2 separate regions of the Homo sapiens genome follow, and region 1 is linked to region 2. The links are chromatin contacts, found by Hi-C or POLR2A ChIA-PET in ENCODE. All regions are on one chromosome and are shown on one strand. The core of a region is the stretch at or near the end of the contact, and the rest is flanking DNA. Distances in the headings are between cores, read along the strand shown.

Region 1 (5,697 bases), core at 1,593-4,092, 160 kb before region 2:
TCTCTACAATCTAGATTTTCTTGTTGATGATGATGATGAAAAGAATCTGTAATTATTACTTGTTGAATGTTAAGTACCATGTATCATGTTTATTTTATAAGCATTATCTTATTTTTCCCAAGGTCTTAACTACTACCTCAAACTACCTCTCAGACTGTTTAGGGATTTTTAAAAACATTATGTCTTCTATTTTAAGCCTCCTTTAAACAATTTTAAATTAAATGGTACAACTACTCTGTCAATGAATTTTTTGTATTGGTTTCTTAAAGCCCCTTCTGTAGCTTCTGTGATACCACATAATCTCAGTGTTCTTTTGCCTCTTGGAGGTTCCCTCTCATTCTCTTTTGCTTAGTTGTCCTCCTGTTCGTCACCCCTAAATATCGGGGTGTCCAACACTGAGTCCTCAGAGTGCTTCTCTTTTCACTTACCTGACACCTTGGGTGATCTCATCTGGTCCCATGGCCTTGAACAGCACCCTTTGCAGATAATTCTCAAATTTGTATCTCCGGTCTTAACCTCTCTCCTAAACTCCACCTGTCAATTTGACATGTTCACTTGGATGTCCAATAGGCATCTCAAACGTAACATGTCCAAAATCAAACTCTTGATTCTGTCCCCAGACTTGCTCTTCCTCCAGTGTTCTCCATCTTTGTGAATGGCACCTATTCACCCAGTTACTCAGGTTGAAAACTTTAAAATCAAACTTGAATCCTCTCTTTCTCTCACGCTCTCCAAATTCAATCCTGTTGGTTCTACCTTCAAGCACATCTCCAGTTCCTCACTAATACTGTCCTGGCCCAGAGCACCACCACACTTCTGGAATACCACAGTAGGCTATTTTTTTTTTTTTTTTTTGAGATGGAGTTCCACTTTTGTTGTCCAGGCTGGAGTGTAATGGCACGATTTCGGCTCACTGCAACCTCTGTGGAATACCACAGTAGGCTCTGACCAGTCTTGATTCTTTCCTTCTTGCCTCCCTATCATCTTGTCTCCAAACTGAAGACCGAGTGATCCTTGCTATAGTTTCTCATCACATGGGGTCTGCAGACCTTAGGCGATCTGGCTCCTGGGCACCACTCCCATTTTACTTCTCACTGTTTTCTTTGCATTATCTTCACTCCAGCCACACTGGCCTTCCTATTTTTTTTGTTTGTTTTGAGACAGAATCTTGCTCTGTGGCCCAGGCTGGAGTGCAGTGGTATGATCTCAGCTCACTGCAACCTCTGCCTCCCACGTTCAAGCGATTCTCCTGCCTCAGACTCCCAAGTAGCTGGGATTACAGGCACACGCCATCACCCGGCTAATTTTTGTATTTTTAATAGAGATGGGGTTTTGCCGTATTGGCCAGGCTGGTCTCAAACTCCTCACCTCGGGTGATCCGCACACCTCAGCCTCCCAAAGTGCTGGGATTACAGGCGTGAGCCACTGCATCTGGCCAAATTATTATTATAGCTCAGTTTTCTAATCTGTGTAATAGGGATAATAATAATAATACTTACTCCATGGTGATGTTGGAGTGATTAAATGAGACACTATATCTAGATTTGTTCAGAATAGTACTTGAATCAGAGTAAATCCACAATAAATGTTGGCTATTATTATTACAATTACACACTGGACTTTTTTCCTTGATGTCTTTATTCTGCTTCTTCTTTCTTAATTTGGTTATTCTTAGAAAGGGTAAAAAATAATGAATGTTCTATTTTCCTGCATTCCAAGTCTTTTTCTTTGATTATCACATGCTTGACCAATAGTAAATGCTCAATAAATGTGAGCTATCAGGTTGGTGCAAAAGTAAGTGCAGTTTTTTGCCATTAAAATAATGGTTTTTGCCATTACTTTTGCACCAAACTAATAATTATATTTAGAATACACAAAACCTTCCCTTTCTGGTTATTCTTACTCTGATGCATTTCTATTGGATTACCCTTTAAGTAACTTCAGAAGAAACAAGGGGTCTTCATCTTTATACGTAATCTTCTTCAGAAGAAGTTTAACTTCAGAACTTTAACTTCAGTAACTTCAGAACTTTTTAGAAGTTTAAGTAACTTCTTCAGAAGAAACATGTAATCTTCATTTTTATATGTCCAAACCTGTCTCCCTTTTACAATCACACATGAATCACAGTTTGGATGGGAAGAGATTTCTAGAATTACCTCAGAATTTGGTCAATGTTCTCAATACGTAGTCCTTTGTTTTTGTTTGGAAGTGTATGGAACTTTCTCTTCATCTTCAAGATTCAGGAATTTCACCATGACATGTTTTGTTGGCTCTCTTCTTTAGTATTCCTGCCGAGTGTTTGGTGGGTCCTTTTGATGTAAACGCTGTGCCCGGCTATTTCCTTTCTTTAGTGAAAGGAAATTTTCTTTTATTATTTTTTGCATTATGGCTTCTCTTCTAAGTGACATTGCTACTGAAACTCACTTAAGTGGCTGACTCTTAGATCGCGTCTCATGTCTCATATCTTAGTCTTAAAATATCTATTTCTTTGGTTTGCATTTTTGGAGAATTTTTAAAAGTTATTTGTACATTAAAAGTTATTTGTACATTGAATTTCAGAAGTGTTCATTTTGCTCTTCAGTGCCCCAATTGAAGTTGCTTTGATGTACTTTAGAATTTTTTTTCTGAGAGATATTCTCTATGTGCATAGCAAGTTGCATTTTGAATGTAAAATCTTCAGAAAAATAAATAAGGATGAAAACTAGGAATTTTTGAGTTTCCTCATGTTTTCTGCAGTATTCCCAATGTCTTTATGTCTTTCTATTTCCAATGGCTCTCCAAATGGGTTTACCTGTCGCATTGCACTAGACTTGTTCACTGTAGAATTGTATAGGGGCTCCTGGAGTTGTCTTCAAGTTAGTGCATGTTGCACTATATCTGGACAATATTCGTCAGACTTTGTAACAAAAGGTGGGGTTTTTCTTAGGTCCTGCTAAAAGTAGTTTTCTTCTCTATTTTAATCTCATTTTGCTTGTTTCCTTCTCTACAGTTTTTATAAATACTCTGTGACTTCATAGTTTCACTTTTAATATGTACGTATATTAAGTTAACACCTCAATTTTTTTTTTTTTTAAAGACGGAGTCTCACTCTGTTGCCCAGGCTGGAGTGCAGTAGCATGATCTCGGTTCACTGCAACCTCCACCTCCCGGGCTCAAGCAATTCTCCTTCCTCAACTTCCCAAGTAGCTGGGATTACAGGCATGCGCCACCACACCCAGCTAATTTTTGTATTTTTAGTAGAGACTGGATTTCACCATGTTGGGCAGGCTAGTCTTGAACTCCTGACCTCAGGTGATCCGCCCGCCTTGGCCTCCCAAAGTGCTGGGATTACAGGCGTGAGTCACCATGCCCAACCACACACCTTAATTTTTTTTTTTTTTTTGATGGAGTCTCGCTTTGTTGCCCAGGCTGGAGTGCAGTGGTGCGATCTCGGCTCACTGCAAGCTCCGCCTCCCGGGCTCATGCCATTCTTCTGCCTTAGCCTCCTGAGTGGCTGGGGCTACAGGTACCCGCCACCACACTCGCCTAATTTTTTTTTTTTTGTATTTTTAGTAGATACGGGGTTTTACCATGTTAGCCAGGATGGGCTGGATCTCCTGACCTTGTGATCTGCCTGCCTTGGCCTCCCAAAGTGCTGGGATTACAGGTGTGAGCCACCGCACCCGGCTGGCACACCTTAATTTTTATAACAGCAGAGACTACAATGGAGGCTGGTATAAAAGGGTAATACTTCTTTATTATTCAAGGGTTGACTGGTGAACAGTTTCAGTTGTGCCCTGATTTTTCCTATCTTAGGATATTATCTTAGTGTTTTATCAACAAACCTTTCAGAGCTTCTTTTTGTGACATTTCTGCAATATTGAGTTTATATGTACTGTAGGATTAATCTATTATTGCTCTATCAGCATTCTTGACTGAGTTCTTCTGTGTAACTATGACCATTCATGTGCTATGAGAAATTTGGAAGTGTCATATTTGTCCTTACCCTCAGAAAACATATAGTTTGATTGGACAAAGCAATAAAATTTAAAAGTATATAATCAAGAAAAAATTAGAATGCAGAGATAAAAATAATAGATGTTCAGAGAAGAGAGAAATAAGTGAGGGATGAGATAGTCATCAAATATACATGGAGACTGTGAAACCTTGTGCAGAGCCTTGATGGATGCGTGTGGCTTGAAAAGGCGGCAAAGTGAAGTCTGGCTTTACTGACGAGAGAAACAAGGAAAGGGTTTTTGTGTGACAGTAAAGATTCAGGCCTGATTATCTTTAAAGTAGAACAAAGAGTCAGAAATTCAAAGATGGACATCACTACAGATCCAATAGGTATCAAAAAGATAAGGAGATCTTGAAACTTTATGCAAAAAATGAAATGGGACATTCCTTGAAAAACTCAATACTTATCAAAATAGATTTAAGAAAAACAGACTATCTGAATCTGAATAATTGGTAAAGAAATTAAATTAATTATTAAAAAAACCCCCAAAAAACAAAAAACAAAAAACCAGGCCCTGAAGTCTTCAGCAACGAAGTATAATAAACATTTAGGGAAGAAATAACACCAGTCTTATACAAATAGCCCCAGAAAAAAGAAAAAAATAAATTCCCCAGAACCTGACATATGAAGAAAGCGTAACCTTGCCAAAGATATTACAAGAGAGGAAAATTCAAGACAATCAGACTCTAGCACATAGAAGCAAAAATCCCAAACAAACACCAGCCAACCAAATCTAGCTATGCAAAAGATATCATGACCAAATTAAATTTGTTCCAAGAATACCTTTAGAAAATTAATCAATGCATTTCACTATATTAACAAAACAAAGAAAACTATGACTATCCCAGAGATGCAGAAAAAGCTTTTGATAAAATTTGTCGTTCATAAAAAATATTCTTAATGGAAGAGAACTTCCTTAATCTTATAAAGGTTATCTGGGGGAACCTATGGCAAACATATGGTGAAATGTTGACAGGTTTCTCTTTGAAAATGAGAATAAGATACAGATGTCCACTCTCATTCCTATTAAACATTGTGTTGAATCTCCTAGACAAACGAAGAAAAGCAATAAAATGAAATGAAAGATATATGAAGTGGGAAGGAAAATATAAAACTCATTATTCATAGATGGTATCATAGTATACGTAAAATATCCAAAAGAACATACAGGTATAAAAATTCAAAGGGCCCAAAATAGCAAAACACTTTTTAGAAGAATAAAAAGATGGAAGGATTTGCTCTACTGGATATCAGGTTATCATAAAACCACAGCCATTTACATAGTATATATATATATATATATATGCATAAGTAGATAAATGGATCAATCAAAGAGAAGGGAGAAATCTAGAAACAGACTCATGCGTATTTTGACACTCGATATTTCACAAAGTTTTCTTCAACAAATAGTGCTGGGACTACTGGATATCCATATGGAAAAAAATTAAACTTGATCCTTATCTCACACCATATGTAAAATTCAATTTCAGGTGAATTGCAGATCTAAATGTGAAAGGTAAAATAAAACTTCTAGTTGATAGCGTAGTATAATATCTTCCTACTCTAGTGTACATAAAGACTTCTTAAACAGGGCTCAAAATATATTAACTATTAAAAAAATTACATTTCACTAAAATTAAGAATTTTTGTTCATTAAAAGATGACAGTAAGAGGGTGAAAAGGTAAGCAACTATTCAGAA
Region 2 (5,973 bases), core at 184-2,683:
CATCCCCCCCCAAAAAAAAAAAAAAAAAAAAAAAGAGGAAGAAGAAGTATATGACCCAGCCAGGATGAGGAACTGGAGTTCATACTACCTTCATTCAAGGGCCCTGACTGCCGGGAACAGCGTTCATTCACTCATCAAACATCTTGTGAGGGCCAGGGCTGCCTTTGTGGCAGATTTAACCATAGCTTTCAGAAAGGAGCTTCCTAATGCAGTCACTCCAGGAGCAAATAAAACAAGGGGCTATTTTAAATCAAAAATCAACACGACTGGCTCACACATAAATTCCATTAAGCCAACACTCTATTTGAACACGCTGCTGAGCCAGGCGTCTTGTCTTGCTGCATCTTTTAACTTGAAGGTGGGCATTTCAGCCTGCACAATAAGGTCCACTCCCCTTAGTTCTAATTTCCTGCCACCTTCTGCATTTCTTGTTCGACCCTGGGGGTGGGGGAGTACTGACTTGGTCCTGAATCACTGTCGCGATTGGGATCTGTGAAAGTCACTGCAGAAAGATAATTTAAGGGGTTAAATGTCAGGGACAGGAGAGAGTAAGGTCCTGGTTTTAGTTCCGGCTTAACTGGGGGATGAGGGAGATTAAGAGGAGGTGAGGGAGGGGGCAGGGTTTAGCTTGATAATCTTATTTTGCAGTGGTTTCTGGGGGGATTTTACGATGAAGAGGTAAATTCTAAGGTTTGCTGTCGACTGTTTCCAGCTCCCTGGCGCACTTTCCGTGCAGCGAGGGGACGTCCAAAGGCTGCAGCAGAGCTGGGTTAGAAAACAGGCTCCCACCCGCCCTCTACTCCCCTCCCTGGCCCCGCTGACCTGATTAATCAGAGCCCTGCAAAGCCCACTGAGGAGGGCTCCTGGCTAATCTCATCTCCGCACCCACGCGGGGACAGACACCTCCGCTCGGCCAATGAGACGCAATTCTGCAAACTCGGCTGAGCGGTGGAAAATTCCATGCTCTCGGCGCTGCCCTCGGTGGCGGCCCTGGCGGGATCGCGCGCTCGGAATGCCGCAGCCCGGCCGCCGAGTGGCCACCAGCTGGGGAAGAGCTGAGCGAAACCGCCCCGGGGTCCAGGCGTTTTGCCACGAGTCGCCGTGCGACAAGTTGGGGTCTCCCTTGTTCTCCCACCTCTCTGCACCAAAAGCTCTTGAAGCAAATTAAAGAAAGCAGGCGATGCTTGTATCATTGCGGAGTGGGGAATGGAGCTGGGGGACAAATGGTGACATTCTCCCTCCCTCCGTGTGTGTGTGTGTGTGTGTGTGTGTGTGTGTGTGTGTGTGTGTGAGAGAGAGAGAGAGAGAAAGAGGCCACAGTCCTCCACCCCCACGCTTGCCCACCCAAGTTATAAATCCTGCCTGTAATTGTCCCCCTGCCTCCACCAGGCTTTCAACCCAGAAATCGTGGGGGAGAATGAAGGAGGCACCTTTCTAGATCAATCCACCTATGAACTATGGTGCCCTTTTAGAAGTGGCCGGTGGGTCCTAGAGAGCAAAGGGTGATGAGTTCGCAAAGGTGGACGAAGGAGACCAAGACCAGCAGTCAAAACCAATGGAGCAAGACCGGTGCCATGATTCAGAGACGCACAGAAAATTCCAGGGCCACCGAGAAGGGACACGTTGCGCATTCTGCCAGCGCAGGGGAGGAGGGGATGGAGGCGAGATGGAGGACAGGACTTTGCCAGCCAGGGAAGGGGGAGGCGCCCCGAGCCTGCGTTCCAGTCCCCGGAGCTGGGGCCGCAGCTTTTCCGCGAGGTTGGTCTGTGTTAGGAAATCCTATCTTTCTTAACTCTGTGTGAATTATGGCAATACCTCCCTGTTATTTCAGAGGATCCAGGCCTGTTTCTGCTCCTTGCAAATGTGAAAGACCCTGGTGAACGCAGTCCAAAAATTTAGAATGCGACCTGGTGCACAGCGCTCAGCTCGAGGAGACTTACAATGGTTTCTTCTGCCATCTGCATCGGGCAGGGGTGGGGAACTGTGGGCCCCAAGCTATCTGGGAGGAGGGAAGAGAAAGAAAGGGGGAAATACAGGTTCTTGAAACAAAGTAGGAAGCTTCAGCAAGAATCCACGGAGAAGCCCTGAGGTTGAGTCTAAAGCCCTGAGGTTTAGTAAACAAAGCCCAGCACATGGGACCTGAAACCTGGATGCCCCGGTTCTGCTAGTGACCAGTTGAAGGTCCTGGGGAAATCTCACCCTTCAGAGTCTTAGTTTTCGCCTCTGTAAAATCAAGGTCATAACCATTTCTGCCCCATCTAATCGAGTAAGGTCTTTAGTGAGACCCAAATAAAATAAAACTACGTCTATGAAACAGTAAAGAAGTATAGGGAACTGTTTTTCATCCATGTGCACAAGCAATGTAAAATCTATGTTGTTTTAATTCGATTAACTTCAAGAAAGAGCCCCAGCTAAATTAATCAATCAATACATATATTAATATATTCAGTAAATATTTGTTGAGCACCTACTCAAGGCCCTGGAGGGCCTTGTTGAACCCTCCAGGCCCTGTTCTGTGCCTGGAGGGATACACAGCTGAACAAAACACAAAAAGCTCTGCTCTTAGAAAGCTTAGATTGGAGGAGACCGGTGATAAAATAAATAGGAAAAATCTTTTTTTTTTTTTTCCTGTTTAGGCAGTGGTAAGTGATATAGAGAAAAAGAAAGCAGGAAAGGGGGATGGGGAAATGCGGGGTGAGAGTGCTTTAGAATAGGGTGATGAGGAGGCCTCATGGAGAAGATACTCTTTGAGCAGAGACCTGACAGGGAGATGGGGGGGTGAGCTCCATGGATTTCTAGGGGAAGAACATTCTAGAAGTGGGCAGCCAGCAAGTGCAGTGGGTCTGAGGGGAGACGGTGGCCTTTCCTGTTGGAGGAACAGGAAGGCCGGCACTGTCCTTGGAGGGGTATGAGTGCCAGGGTCAGAGGCTGATGGGGGGGCAGGTCCGGATAGAGTTTGTAGGGCCTTGAAGGTGACCTGAAGGGCCGACTTTTGCAGTGAGTGTTCCTGACAGCTGGGGGGGGGCACGACTGAAGCTCTGCCTTGGGTCTTACCTGGCCGTAAGGCAACTCCATTTTTAGCTTGGATCCTGGCAGGCAACCAACAAGCATTTATTGCAGGGCTGGCTGTGTGTTCTCGGCTGCGCTGGGAGCTCTGTGAATATCCGGAGATATAACAGGGATCCTTAGCTTTGGGGAGGCCACAGACTTGCTGTGAATAGAATTTAGCTGCAAAAGGCAGTTAGTGACCAATGCAAGACTATTCGTGTCACTCGCTGCATTGTGTGGAGGGCCTAGAAGCATGAGGGAGGCTGGGGTTTTGGGAACCCCAGGGGCAACCGGGACTATGCTGGGATCATGGTAGGTGCTTTACTTGTTTGCGAACAGACTGAGTGATTCTGAGTTGCATACTCAGGGAGCTCTTTGTGGCTAATTAAGTCCTTTTCCTACCCAGGCCCAGGTGGCCAGCAGCCCCTGGCAGCCGCGCACATGCTGCTCAGTGTTGCCAGCGCACAGCAGGGGCTGCTGCAGATGGTCCTCCAGCCACAGGGTGATAAAAGGCCTCCTGAAGAAGTAAATGACCCTGCTGGTTGCTGTGTGGAATGTTTCCCCCAGGGAAATTAAAAAATGGAATCCAGTGTCCAGGCCTCAGTCTCATGTCTTTAATAGGCTAGTCAAGATCCTGGGGCCAGGGCCTGGGGGCAGCTTCTTCCTGCTGGAGAGGCCAGTTTCCTTTCCCAGTCTCTGACCCTTCTCGGTTTTGGAATCCTGCTTGAGACCTCTCAACTCTCACCAGGCGAGGAGGGTGATCTGGGGTAGAGAAATGACATGAAGTCATTTCAGAAAATCCCACAATGCCTCATCACCCAGAATCCTTTGCGGAGCTGGCTGGCCGGCCCTGGGCTCCCTTTCAGCTGCTCTAGAATGTAGCAATGGTGGGCTCCTTTGGGGGCCATCTAGAAGCACCCTGCCCCTGGGCACCTGCCTCCTCACTGGAGGAGACCAGAGGCCACGTCCCAGCCCTGTGCTTCCAGCTCTGGAACTGCCCTTGACTTCACTGGACAGGCCTGAGCAAGTCGTGTAACCTTCAGGGACTCAGCTATGCCCACTCCAGGCTCTGTGAAACCAAGACAACCTCACGTGCTCAGTTCCTCAGCTCTGCAGGAGCCAGGCTGCTCTGGGGTAAGGAAAGGGAGAGAGAGGGATATTGTCCTATGCTTCCTTCACATAGCTGAACGTTTTATTTATTTAACTTTTTGGATAAGTAATGCATTTTATGGTTAAAAAAATCAACAAGTATAAGACATTACACAGTGAAAAGTGTCCTTTCCCATCTGCTCAATTCTTTTCTTTCTTTCTTTTTTTTTTTTTGAGACGGAGGCTCAGTCTGTCACTCAGGTTGGAGTGCAGTGGCATAATCCTGGCTCACTGCAACTTCTGCCTCCCAGGTTCCAGCAATTCTCTTGCCTCAGCCTCCCAAGTAGCTGGGATTACAGGCACCTGCCACCATGCCCGCCTAATTTTTGTCTTTTTGGTAGAGACGGGGTTTCACCATACTGGCCAGGCTGGTCTTGAACTCCTGACCTCAGGTAATCCACCCACCTCAGCCTCCCAAAGTGCTGGGATTTCAGGCATGAGCCACTGTGCCCGGCCCCCATCTGCCCAATTCTTATCCCCCACCCTAAAGGCATAGCCACTGTTATTAATTTGTTGTTTATCCTTCTAGAGTTTTGTGGGATTTTTGCACATACAAGCACATGGAATATGTTCTTCCCCCACTCCCAACTCTTTTTCTACTTGATTGCTAATACACAGTACAGTGTTCCTTACCTCACTGTTTTCAGTTGACAGTGCATCTTAGAGATCTTTTCATCATAGTACATAAACCATTTCCTCATTTTTCTTTACTAGTGCTTCTTGCTGTCTAAAATATGCCCAAACAATCCCCTAGAAATGGACATTTAAGTTGTCTGCAGTATTTTGCTTTCAAACAATGCTGCTGTGGACAACTGCAATTCTTCGTTCAGCACACAATTATGTTTATGCATAAGGTAAATTCCTAGAAGTGAAACTGCTGAGTCAAAGGGTAAATGCATCTCTAATGTGGACAGATGTTGCCAAATTAGCCTTTACAGGGGGTATGCCAATTTATGCTCTCAGCAGCAATGTATCAGAGAGAGTGCCTATGTTTCAAAGCTTACCAACAGACTTGGCTTTTAAACTTTTGGATTTTTGCCATTCGATAAATTTGAAAAAACCAGTATGGTTTTAATTTGTATGTTTCTCATTGTGAGCTCTCCATATCCATGCCCACTTTTCTATTGGTTTGTTTGCCTTTTGACTCATCAATTTGCAGAAGCTTATTATATACTAGGGAAATTAATCCTTTGTGATGTGAGTTACACATCTTCCTCATTTTGTCATTTGTTACTGATTTTGCTTAGGGTGTTTTTTTTTTCTTTTTCAATTGCTTTTTGCCATGCAAAAGCTTTTGGTTTTCATGCAGTTGAAATTATTCACCATTTATTTCGTGGCTTCTAGATTTTGAGTTGTAGTTAGCAAGGCCTTCCTCATGCTCCCATTTTTGTTTTAGTATTATGTTTTTTCTTTTTACATTTAAATCTTTGACCCAGTCAGAATTTATTCTACTATAAATGTGAAGCCCATATTCAAAATCCAAAAGTGGTGGTTATCAACACCATTTATTGAATAATCTGTCTTTTCCCCATGTAGTTGAGTGCCATCTTAATCCTAAACAAAATCATTGCATGATTTGGATGTTTTCCAGGGTTTCAATTCTGTGCTATATGTCCGTCTAATAAGTAATATGCCACTACTATGTTTTAATTGTTGAAGATTTTAAATATATTTTAATATATAGTATAACTTCCTCATTTATTTTATCAGAAATAGCTGGTCTATTCTTATTTTTCCATGTAAAATTTAGAATCACTTTGTATAGATAAAAACTTC

The links. Hi-C counts contacts between places; a loop is a spot of excess contacts on that map. ChIA-PET counts read pairs that join two places held with the same protein, here RNA polymerase II (POLR2A). Pooled maps may share reads with other maps.
Region 1: a loop to region 2 is called in a pooled map, with 2.1 times the contacts of the local background. The contact joins two enhancer-like sites. A Hi-C loop is called at or near these places in 1 of 168 maps with a recorded cell type or tissue (endothelial cell of hepatic sinusoid) and 6 of 50 pooled maps. POLR2A ChIA-PET finds 5 or more read pairs at or near these places in 1 of 52 experiments (WTC11).

What each region holds. Positions count from the first base shown.
Region 1 is chr21:34,044,134-34,049,830 of GRCh38, forward strand. The region is part of intron 3 of LOC105372790 (a long non-coding RNA gene); the gene reads left to right. Among named protein-coding and RNA genes, the nearest start is that of MRPS6, 27 kb to the right of the region's middle. RefSeq lists an enhancer at 3,038-3,087. Within about 2 kb of position 2,843, at least 3 of the 41 ENCODE cell types and tissues checked have a DNase peak (open chromatin) inside an H3K27ac peak, as active enhancers do.
Region 2 is chr21:34,201,143-34,207,115 of GRCh38, forward strand. No RefSeq gene overlaps it. Among named protein-coding and RNA genes, the nearest start is that of LINC00310, 23 kb to the left of the region's middle. RefSeq lists an enhancer at 2,515-3,513. Within about 2 kb of position 1,434, at least 24 of the 41 ENCODE cell types and tissues checked have a DNase peak (open chromatin) inside an H3K27ac peak, as active enhancers do.